2 separate regions of the Homo sapiens genome follow, and region 2 is linked to region 1. A link is a loop called in an ENCODE intact Hi-C map of the cell type or tissue named here. Cell type or tissue: HCT116. All regions are shown on one strand. Links, peaks and the distances in the headings refer to the core of each region. The heading gives the core; the rest is flanking DNA. Region 1 has its middle 22 kb from the start of CRYGD. Region 2 holds the start of CRYGA (crystallin gamma A).

Region 1 (5,380 bases), core at 152-5,151:
AACAGAGTGAGACCCCATCTCAAAAAAAAAAAAAAAAAAAAGAACATGTGCTATTTAAAACCCTCGCATTCTTATTGTCATTCCTCTTGTTTCTATCCATCTGAACTATTCCAATAACATTTTAGGTCAGTTAACCACACCTAGTTCCTTCCAGCTTTCTTTAAACAACAATTTTTTTCCTCTAAAAGCAAAATTAGAATATTGAAAATACAATGTTTTGCAATACAGGTTGCTCCTGTTACTACCAATGGCTAAGGTTATTTGAAGAAACTTTACAATAAAAAGAAAAAGGAAGGGGAGAGGAAGAAAAAAGACAAGAGCTAGCAAGTTGCTGCAGTCATTTAGGCAAGAGAGAATGGTGGCTTCAGGCAGGTTGTAGCATTGACAGAGGTGAGAGGCAGTCGGATCTTGAATATATTAGGAAGGGAGAGCCGACAAAAACTCTGGATGGATTAGATGTGGGTGTGAGAGAGGTTTGGGCTGAGCGGCTATAAGAATGGAGTTGCTCCAACCGATACAGGGAGAACTACCAGGCGGAGTAGGTTTAGGAAAAAATCAGACATCTCGTTTTGGATGAGAAGAGTTTGAAAATATCCATGAATATCCAAGTGGAGTTATTAACCAGGCAGCTGGTTATACTAGCCTGCTCAAGAAAGAGGCGTGGGCTGGAGATCTGTGTTTCCAAATCATTAGACAGTAGGTGGTATTTAAAGTCCTAAGTTTGGATAGGATCACCAAAGGACTGTGTGTAGGTGTAGATGGAGAAGTCCCTGGGGCACCCCAGTTTTAAAGGCACAAAGCAAAGAAGAATGTATGCATCAGGAAGGGCTAACTCCTCCAACAAATGATGCCAAATGTTCAGCGACTTAGAGGTTGCAGTGAGCTGAGATCGCGCCATTGCACTCCAGCCTGGGCGATAAGAGCGAAACTCCATCTCAAAAAAAAAAAAAAAAAAGTTCAGCAGCTTAACATGATGAAAATATATCTTTCATTTAAAACAATAAATTAATTTTAAAAAACTCATGTTTTTTCTTGATGATAACTTCTTAGCCAGTTTTTTAGAACCCAGAACATAGAGGTCAGCAAGAACAATGCCAACACAATTAGTTAAATGGAATCAAAGTATTGTTTTCGATCATTTTTTATTTTTTGTCCATTGTACTAGAAAGTACTACCTACCAGGTAATCAAAAAATTTTTGAAAACTGAATTGAATACTAAAAAATATCATGCTGCCTATACACCCATATTTAGAATTATTAAGAAAGAGAATAAGATTTTGAAGCTTTAGTAAGTAAAACAACAAAAGCCAGGCAAACAATCAACTCCCTAGAGGAAGTCAGGGCAGCCTTTCTCCAGCAGGCATGCAAGCCATGAGAATCAGCTGGGCAGCTTTTAACGCAGACTCCCAGACCTCCTGAATCAGCAACCTTCAAGGAGCGCCCTGTGCATCTGTGAGGCTTAACCAGCTCTCCTGGGAAGGGTTATGATGTGGAACATTTGGGACCCACTGAATACAAGCCTTTCTTCTCAAAGTGTGGTCCAAAAACCAGTAGCACAGGGCATGCGCTGGGAACTTGTCAGAAAAGCAGAATCTCAGGCCTCACTCCAGACTTGCTGCCTCGGATTTTTATTTTATTTTATTTTATATTTTATTTTATTTTATGACAGGTTTTCACTCTGTTGCCCAGGCTGGAGTGCAGTGGTACAATCACAGCTCACTGCAGCCTCGAACTCCTGGGCTCAAGCGAGCCTTCTGCTTCAGCCTCCTGAGTAGCTGGGCCTACAGGGGTGCATCACCACACCTGACTTAAACAATTTTTTTTGTGGAGATAGGCATCTCCCTATGTTGCTCAGGCTGTTCTTGAACTTTTGGCCTAAGGGATCCCTCTGCCGTGGCCTCCCAAAGTGCTGGGATTACGGGCATGAGCCACCACACTCAGCGGCCTCCCAAAGTGCTGGGATTACGGGCATGAACCACCACACTCAGCCACCCATGGAGCTTTCTAAAAATGCTGATGCCTGGGCCCCACTGAGACATTAATTCTTTTTTTTCTTTTTTCTTTTTTTTTTTTTTTTTTGAGACGGAGTTTCACTCTTGTTGCCCAGGCTGGAGTAAAGTGGTGCGACCTCGGCTCACCGCAATCTCCGCCTCCTGGGTTCAAGCGATTCTCCTGCCTCAGCCTCCCAAGTAGCTGGGACTACAGGCACCTGCCAGCACGCCTGGCTAATTTTTTGTATTTTTAGTAGAGACGAGGTTTCACTATGTTGGCCAGGCTGCTGGTCTCGAACTCCTGACCTCGTTATCTGCCCACCTTGGCCGAGACCTTAATTCTGAAAATAATTACACAATTTTCAAATAATTTCTCTCCTCTGATTTACATTTTACTTAGGTATACTATTTTACTTATTTATTTTGGATATCCAAATATCCCTAATATTTAATAATGATAAAGCTTTATTGGAAAACAAGATTTGGATCCAGGACCAAGATGGGACTTATTGCTTCTTTCCAAATCAAACTAACCACCATCCACAGGCAGAGCAACTATGGATTGCAAATATTCTTTCCTGGGCCAGGACCTGGCCTGGTGACAGAGTCAGGCAGTGAACGTGGCGTGGACAGATGGCCCCAGCAGAGAGAGCCACAGAGACCCAGTGATGGTAACGAGGGGGCTATGACCCATTCCAAACTGAACTTTCTGTTGATTAGGCCACTGAACCATCTAAACACCCGGGAGACATTTACCTTGCTTAGGAACAAGATCATGAGACTATGAGGTCTACACAACTCAGCTGTGCTTAAATTCACCATCAGTGGAATTTATTATTAACAAGTGTTTCCATTCATGATTCGTGAATCTCCTTTTTCTTTGTACTCTGCTTCTCACATCTTCCTTTATTTTTGATTTGTGACTCTACTATTTCTTTTTCTTTTTTTAAGCAAAGAGTTGGAAGCCTTCTGTGCCACACAGAGACTAAATGGATAAAAATTCCTAAGTGCCAACTGTTTAAAGTAGCTTCCATCCCTTCCATTTAGAAAATGCTTTTATTTAGTCTGGATAAGAGCTCCACCCTGTGCTGGCCAGAAGGAAGGCAAGTATGATTTAAAAGCCTCACAAATAGAGATTATTCTGCACTTTTAAAATATGCTCAGCTATGCAGTATATATGCAGGTTAATCTTATAATTCAGCCAGTGGTTATTAAGCAAATATAAATTGTTTGAGATCTTTGTGACACATCCTAAGCATTTCCTAAGAGATAGTGAAGAGAGGCATGCCAATTGGTCTTGAGTTAGCCCCAGTGGGTGTGGCCTTTTTGAATGGACAATCCAGCATCTACACTGTGCTTTTTAAAAGAGCTCTGTGTCGGCTGGGAGAAGTGGCTCACACCTGTAATCCCAGCATTTTGGGACGCCAAGGCGGGAGGATCACCTGAGGTCAGGAGTTCTAGACCAGCCTGACCAACATAGCGAAACCCCGTCTCTACTAAAAATACAAAAAATTAACCAGGCATGGTGACTCGTGCCTGTAGTCTCAGCTACTTTGGAGGCTGAGGCAGGAAAATTGCTTGAACTGGGAAGTGAGGCTGCAGTGAGCCGAGATTGTTCCACTGCACTCCAGCCTGGGTGACAGAGTGAGACTCCATCTCAAAAAAATAAATAAACAAAAAAATAAAAGATCTCTATGTCTTCTTCCTCCATTTCTCAACGTCTGACAGGCCCACATGTAATTTATGAAACATTGAGTTCATGAATAAAACAGACCCCACATCCGTGTTCAAACATTTCCTCCACTTCATCTTCAAGCTCAATCTCTGTGGTTTCTCTCAACGAACTGTTTAATATCCTGTACATTTTTTTCTTACCATTATTCATGAATAGTTTTTCTTTTACAGAAATCTTAATCTCTTTTATTTAAAAAAAAAATGGATACCTATTCCAAACATTGTTTGGCTGACTTCCACTGTTCTTCCTTCTCTCTCTAAGTGTCTACAGACCTATAAAGCTATCCTCATCCCCCTCATCTTAAGCTATCTCAAATCAATCTGATTGTATTCAGAGATAATGGAGAGTGTGCAGTGTTATTCCTCTACTGCCCATTTCTGCATTTGAAAGCCACCAACTTGACTCTAAAAATAACACCTGGCTGGGCACAGTGTCTCACACCTGTAATCCTAGCACTTTGGGAGGACAAGACAGCCAGATCACTTGAGCCCAGGAGTTCCAGACCAACCTGGACAACATGGCGAAACCCCATCTCTCCAAAAAAAAAAAAAAAAAAAAAAAAAAAAAACGCAAAAAAACCGCAAAGAAAAAAAATTAAAATAACACCCAAGCTATGCACCTCCAGGTTGCTTCGAATATTTCCCTTAAGTGATGTTTGTCTTTCTGCCTTGTGAAAGTTGTCAGAATCAGCCGGATGCAGTGGCTCACACCTGTAGTCTCAGTACTTTGGGAGGCTGAGGCGGGTGAATCACGGGAGGTCAGGAGTTTAAGACCAGCCTGGCCAACATGGTGAAACCCCGTCTCTACTAAAAATACAAAAAAAAATGTAGCCGGGCCTGGTGGTGCATGCCTGTAGTCCCGGCCACTCGGGAGGCTGAGACAGGAGAATCACTTGAACCCAGGAGGCAGAGGTTGCAGTGAGCCGAGATCACACTATTGCACTCCAACCTGGGTGACAAGAGCAAAACTCAGTCTCAAAAAAAAAAAAAAAAAAAGAAAAGAAAAAGAAAGTTGTCAGAATCAAACTAGAGTGACCAAGTATAAGAAAATGAAACCCTGACAAATAGGGACAGGGAAGGTTATGAAGAGAACATTCTTGTGCTTATATGCTTGATAACAAAAAACTATCACAAAAGACTCTGCAAAAACCACAACCTTGCACACAGAACATTGCAACCTTATATAAAAAATACTTCTGCAAAGACATCTGCCCAGCAACTGCCTGTCCAACCTCGGACGGGTGTCACCCTCGTTAACGATCTTTGTAGCCAAGGATAATTATTTCAAAACAATTATGCAATCCTCCTCATTTTTTCCTTTGAAAACCTTTGTCTTCTTTTACCTCCCTGAATATGCACATAGTTTACTGTGGCACGCATATTCCCATTGCAATGCTTCATTCCCAAAGAAATATCATTTACTTTTAGAGAGTCCCTCTCTGTTACTTAGGTTGACAGTCTGAACCCGCGTACTCCCAGCTGACTCTGGTATAGAAGATGGGAATTCAGAACTGTTGATATAGCTCACAAATACCGTTTATGTTCTCATACCTTTGGGGCTTTATGTACCACATGAAAGGAAAGCACTGCAAATAAACCCAGATCCCAAAGCCCTATGCGGTCACCAGACTCTGGCTTTGAAGCATACCCTTTC
Region 2 (5,380 bases), core at 324-5,323, 60 kb before region 1:
GGCACATGGCTTAGCCTATCAATGTATGTAATAACAACTTGATCACATGAATGTCAGTACACATAATACATTTCTTAAGGTTTTGGTGTGCCATCTGTCTACAGAACAGTTTTCATCAGCATGTACAAAAACACAGATGGAGATTGTAGACTTTTTCTGAAAATGGTGGTATATTCTCATGTGGGGCTGGGAGACCAATGCAGCGTTTTCCACACTGGGTTTGATTATGGTTCTAAGATTTACCAGTAAGCCTGCAGCTAATTAGGGGGAGGCAAAGGAGGGAATCAGCAACTTGCGGTCCCTGCATGCACTGCTAGGTGTTTAGCTTCATAGGACTTCACCCAGTTTTCTTTTGCCTAGCTCTGCTAGTTATGAGGAAACATTTTTTTCTCGGTAGCTACTGCTGTCTCTCCTTTTACCACCTGCGCGTTTGCCTTACATGCTGCCTGAGGATTTTCACAAATGACATTGTGAATGTGTTGCTAGCTGTGGTCAAATACTCTTTTAGAATCCCTCGGTGGGTCTAAAGCACAAAGGTGTTTGATTTCATCTTCCTACATACATGTGGAATGACAAAAGACAGTCTGGGGTTTGGAGTCTTCCTCCACACTTGCACATCTGAGGAGTACTTCTAAATCAATAAGTTGGCAGCAATGGAGAAGGCTGTTAGGCAGTCACTTGGGTTCAATGAAACAGTGATACTATTGAAAGGAAAAACACAGGCAAATCATCACGCTAATTTTAAAAAATAAAAGCAATGCTAGAAGGAGGGTGGCAGGGGGAGGGGAGTGAAATGTTCCTGTGTATTTTTCTGCTCTTCGAGCCTCTCACAGATTCTCAGGGTTTCTTTTTATTTTTAGCTCAAGAAGTGTTTAATCTCTTGATTAAATATACCTGCTTCCAGTATTTACTGCTTTTCACCAGCACCTCAAAGTCATACATTTAAAGATTGATTTTATTATTTTTTCATCTCATGAAATTGTTATATTTATAATCGAATTTTTTTTTCTGTCTGGCTGAAGATGGCAGATATAATAGAAAATTAAGAAAACAGCAGCAAAAAACAAAATATAACAACATAAAGCTAAGATCTATAATCTTGCCATTCATTGATTACCATGATTGATATGTTGGTATAGTACACACTTCTAATCTTATGTTTTCCCTACATAAATATAGGCAAAATATTTTTATCAAAACCCTATCATACTGATGAAGTCACTTAAGAAATATAATTGTCTTTCAATTAGAGGATTTTCTGTCTGGGATTTTTTTTGTTGCCTCTTCACACTTCAAGTCCTTCTGGAACGCATGTGTTCTCATAAGTGACCTCAGATGGAACCACCAACCTCCATCTCAGCAGTTTCCATAGGCAAACATTGCAGAATGCTGGGCATGTAATGCATTTCTAGTGAGCTGCATAGGATGAGAAGTGTGCCCTTTGTCTCCAAGGTCATAATGGCTCTGCTGACTTTAATACCTTTCACTGGAGCTAGTGAGGACAACTCGAAAATGCCAGAAAGAGAGAGAGCCCACTGCCCCATGATCTCAAATGAAAAAAAAAAGAGAATACAGAAATCCCCCTACGCACCACCCCCAGGTCCCTTTTGTGTTGTTTTTGCCAACACAGCAGCTTCCCTGCTATATATACCAGTTGCCCCTTTGTCCCTATCATACTAGATGCTAATCACCCTCTGTCAACAACCATGGGGAAGGTGAGCCTGTGGAGGTGCTGTGCCATGTCTATTGGGGGTCTGTGGTGTGTGGGGATGTTCCTTCCAGCTGACTGTCTACTGTCACCTTATTTCTACCTCAGATCACCTTCTACGAGGACCGAGACTTTCAGGGTCGCTGCTACAATTGCATCAGTGACTGCCCCAACCTGCGGGTCTACTTCAGCCGCTGCAACTCCATCCGAGTAGACAGCGGCTGCTGGATGCTCTATGAGCGTCCCAATTACCAGGGCCACCAGTACTTCCTGCGCCGAGGCAAGTACCCCGACTATCAGCACTGGATGGGCCTCAGCGACTCGGTCCAATCCTGCCGTATAATTCCTCATGTGAGTCTTGCTTCAACTTGACTGATGTGAAAGCATCAATGATCCATGGCCATCAATTCCTGTTTATAAAAGTCAGTTTGTTCCAACACAGGATGAGTGTTCACAGTAAGAATAGCAAGGCCTGACCCTCAAACATATATAAAAAAAAAAAGTAACAATAATCTCTATTTTTCTTACTTAAGGACATCATTTTAGGGCATGGGAAATCACAACATAGCCTTTAAATTAAACTTGGTAACATCTAGGTGATCCCTAATTTCTACATAAAAGTCACCTTATTCAGTAGTAAAAAAAAAAAAAAAGAAAGAAAGAAAAAAAAGAAAAGTCTATCTAGTTTATCTAGATAATTTTTTTTTTTGAGACAGAACTTCGCTTTCGCTCTTGTTGCCTAGGCTGGAGTGCAATGGCACAATCTCAGCTCACCACAACCCCTGCCTCCCAGGTTCAAGCGATTCTCCCGCCTCAGCCTCCCTTGTAGCTGGGATTACAGGCATGTGCCACCATGCCCAGCTAATTTTGTATTTTTAGTAGAGACAGAGTTTCTCCATGTTGGTCAGGCTGGTCTCGAACTCCCGACCTCGGCCTCCCAAAGTGCTAGGATTATAGGAATGAGCCACTGCGCCCGGCCATGATAATTATTTTTTAATGATGAAAAGTTAACAGACTATGAGATAACAATATAGGTATAATGTATTCTGACTGCATTGGAAATTTTTTTCACTACATTCTAGGACTTACTAGAACCTAGGAAAATATGTTTCAACTTGTGTGGATTTATAATTTCCAGGAGTCATTATCAACTAGTTTCTTATAAATATCAGAGACACACAATTGATTAGGATTTCATAGAACATGGTCCTCATCAAAATGCTGCTTAATCTTTTTTAATCACGTGCAGCATGTATTTACACTTTCTGTTGGCACCAAATTATGTAGTGTGACAAGGAGATTCAAGAATTGAAATCACGGCCAGGCTCAGTGGCTCACGCCCGTAATCCTAGCACTTTGGGAGGCTGAGCTGGGCAGATCACTTGAGGTCAGGAGTTCAAGACCAGCTTGGCCAACATGGTGAAACCCTGTCTCTACCAAAATACAAAACATTAGCCAGGCATGGTGGTGCATGCCTGTAGTCCTAGCTAAGCAGGAGGCTAAGACAGGAGAATTGCTTGAACCCAGGAGTCGGAGGTTGCAGTGAGCCGAGATCATGCCACTGCACTCCAGCCTGGTGACAGAGCGAGACTTCGTCTAAAAAAAAATAAAAAAATAAAAAAACAAATTTAGGCCAGAAAAATTTGCAGATGCGCAAAGAGGTATAAATAAAATAGGCATTTCTCTGGGGCAAGAAACCCAAATGGCACAAGTGACTTGGCAAAATGTCACTTGAAAATACATGTGGACTCAGTGTAAATATAAATCACTGTAAATTATAAGTGCAAAAAGTGACTCAAAAACAAGCTTGATAAGACTCAATTATATGGAGTCAAAATGGAAATGAGAGTTGAAATCCTCACTACAGACTCACTGACTACAATTGTATTGATGATTGCTTACAAAGAACACACTTTTATTCCCTGTATTTTAATGTTTGTTTCTTCCACAACATCTCCAGTTCATTGATCAGGTCAGATTCGTTTTAATATTTTCCCTAATTTGTTAGAATAACAACATTGAAAGTGGGTTCAGGGGAGAAACACTTTATCAACTGGTTTAAAAAACCATGTTTCAAACCAGGTGCAATCCCAACATTTGTAATCCCAACATTTTGGGAGGCCAAGGTGAGAGAATCACTTGAACCCAGGGATTCAAGACCAGCCTGGGCAATATAGTGAGACTCCCTCTCTACAAAAAAATTTTTAAAAATAAATTAGCCGGGTGTCACAGTGCACACCTGTGATCCCAGCTACTTGGGGGGCTGAGGTGGGAGGATTACTTAAGCCCAGGAGGTGAAAGTTGCAGTGAGCAGTGATCCTGCCACTGTACTCCAGCCTGGGCAACACAGCAAGACCTTTATCTCAAAAATAAAATAAAAGCCATGCTTCATGAAGATGCAGACTGATTGTGTCACTTTCGTTGACACCCAAGGATGCATGCTGTTTATTTTTGTTCTTTTGTTTATTGCCATGACAGACCAGCTCGCACAAGTTAAGGCTGTACGAGAGAGATGACTACCGAGGCCTTATGTCTGAGCTCACTGATGACTGCGCCTGTGTTCCAGAACTGTTCCGTCTCCCTGAGATCTATTCCCTCCACGTACTGGAGGGCTGCTGGGTCCTCTATGAAATGCCCAACTACCGGGGGCGGCAGTATCTGCTGAGGCCTGGGGACTACAGAAGGTACCACGACTGGGGGGGTGCAGATGCCAAAGTCGGCTCTTTGAGACGGGTCACCGATTTGTACTAAGCTGTGCCTGCCTTGTTGTGATCCCCATAGAAACATAATAAATATACAAGTTGTGTTCCCTGCACTAAGTGGCTCTTGTTTATCTTTATTTATTTATTTTATAATTTGTTTTGTTATGGAGTCTTGCTCTGTCACCAGGCCAGAGTGCAATGGCGCTATCTCGGCTCACTGCAACCTCCGCCTCCCAGGTTCAATCAATCCTCCTGCCTCAGCCTCCCAAGTAACTGGGATTACAGGCATGCACCACCACACCCGGCTAAGTTTGTAGTTTTAGTAGAGACGGGGTTTCACCGTGTTGGTCGGGCTGGTCTCAAACTCCCGACCTCAGGTGATCCGCCCGCCTCGGCCTCCCAAAGTGCTGGGATTACAGGCGTGAGCCACTGCGCCCAGCTGAAGAGAGGAGCTCTAAAGAGAACTTCCACGTGGAGAAGGGCAAGCCTGCTTCACTAGGCAATCTGGTAGCAAAAGTGTTAAACCAAGAGTTAAACAGCCTACCTCTGCTACTTACTAGTAGAGTAACCAACCCAGCCCAATTTTCCAGGGACTCTCCCAATTTTAGCACTTGAAGTCTTCTATCCCAGAAAGCCCCTCAGTGTCAGGTGAACCCAAATGGTTGGTTACCCCACTTCCTAGCTTATCTCTTTGAGCACGTCACTTTGTACCATCTCTGTGCCTAAATTACCTTACTGAAAACTGTAAGTAATAATAAATTCTTGCTTCACTAAATCCCAGGATAATCACAATGAAATGATGGGAAAAGATTGTGAGCAAATTTTGTTACCTTTAAATTATTATACAAATGTAAGAATTTAATATATCCACAGTGTCTTCTAAAATTCAGTATCACAATGTGGTCACCTTCTGTTGGACTCCAATATGAATTTTTATCAAGACTAAATTACTGAAGACTCTGGCTGGGCA

Evidence for each region. Peaks named below come from ENCODE experiments on the same cell type or tissue, not always from the same donor. Only the 100,000 strongest peaks of a DNase experiment are listed, where the experiment ranks them.
Region 2: it touches region 1 in a loop (2.1-fold over the local background); 12 of 110 quality-filtered maps call a loop at or near these places.

Annotation. Positions count from the first base shown.
Region 1 is chr2:208,099,839-208,105,218 of GRCh38, reverse strand. No RefSeq gene overlaps it. Among named protein-coding and RNA genes, the nearest start is that of CRYGD, 22 kb to the left of the region's middle. In HCT116, for the core only: a CTCF peak has its summit at 3,105; DNase peaks (open chromatin) are centred at 3,058 and 3,308.
Region 2 is chr2:208,159,883-208,165,262 of GRCh38, reverse strand. It overlaps CRYGA (crystallin gamma A), which reads left to right and starts at 1,674. Exons shown (of 3, transcript NM_014617.4): 1 at 1,674-1,715; 2 at 1,817-2,059; 3 at 4,187-4,523. The coding sequence starts at 1,707. The coding sequence ends at 4,459. In HCT116, for the core only: no CTCF peak of the experiment used is centred there; no DNase peak of the experiment used is centred there.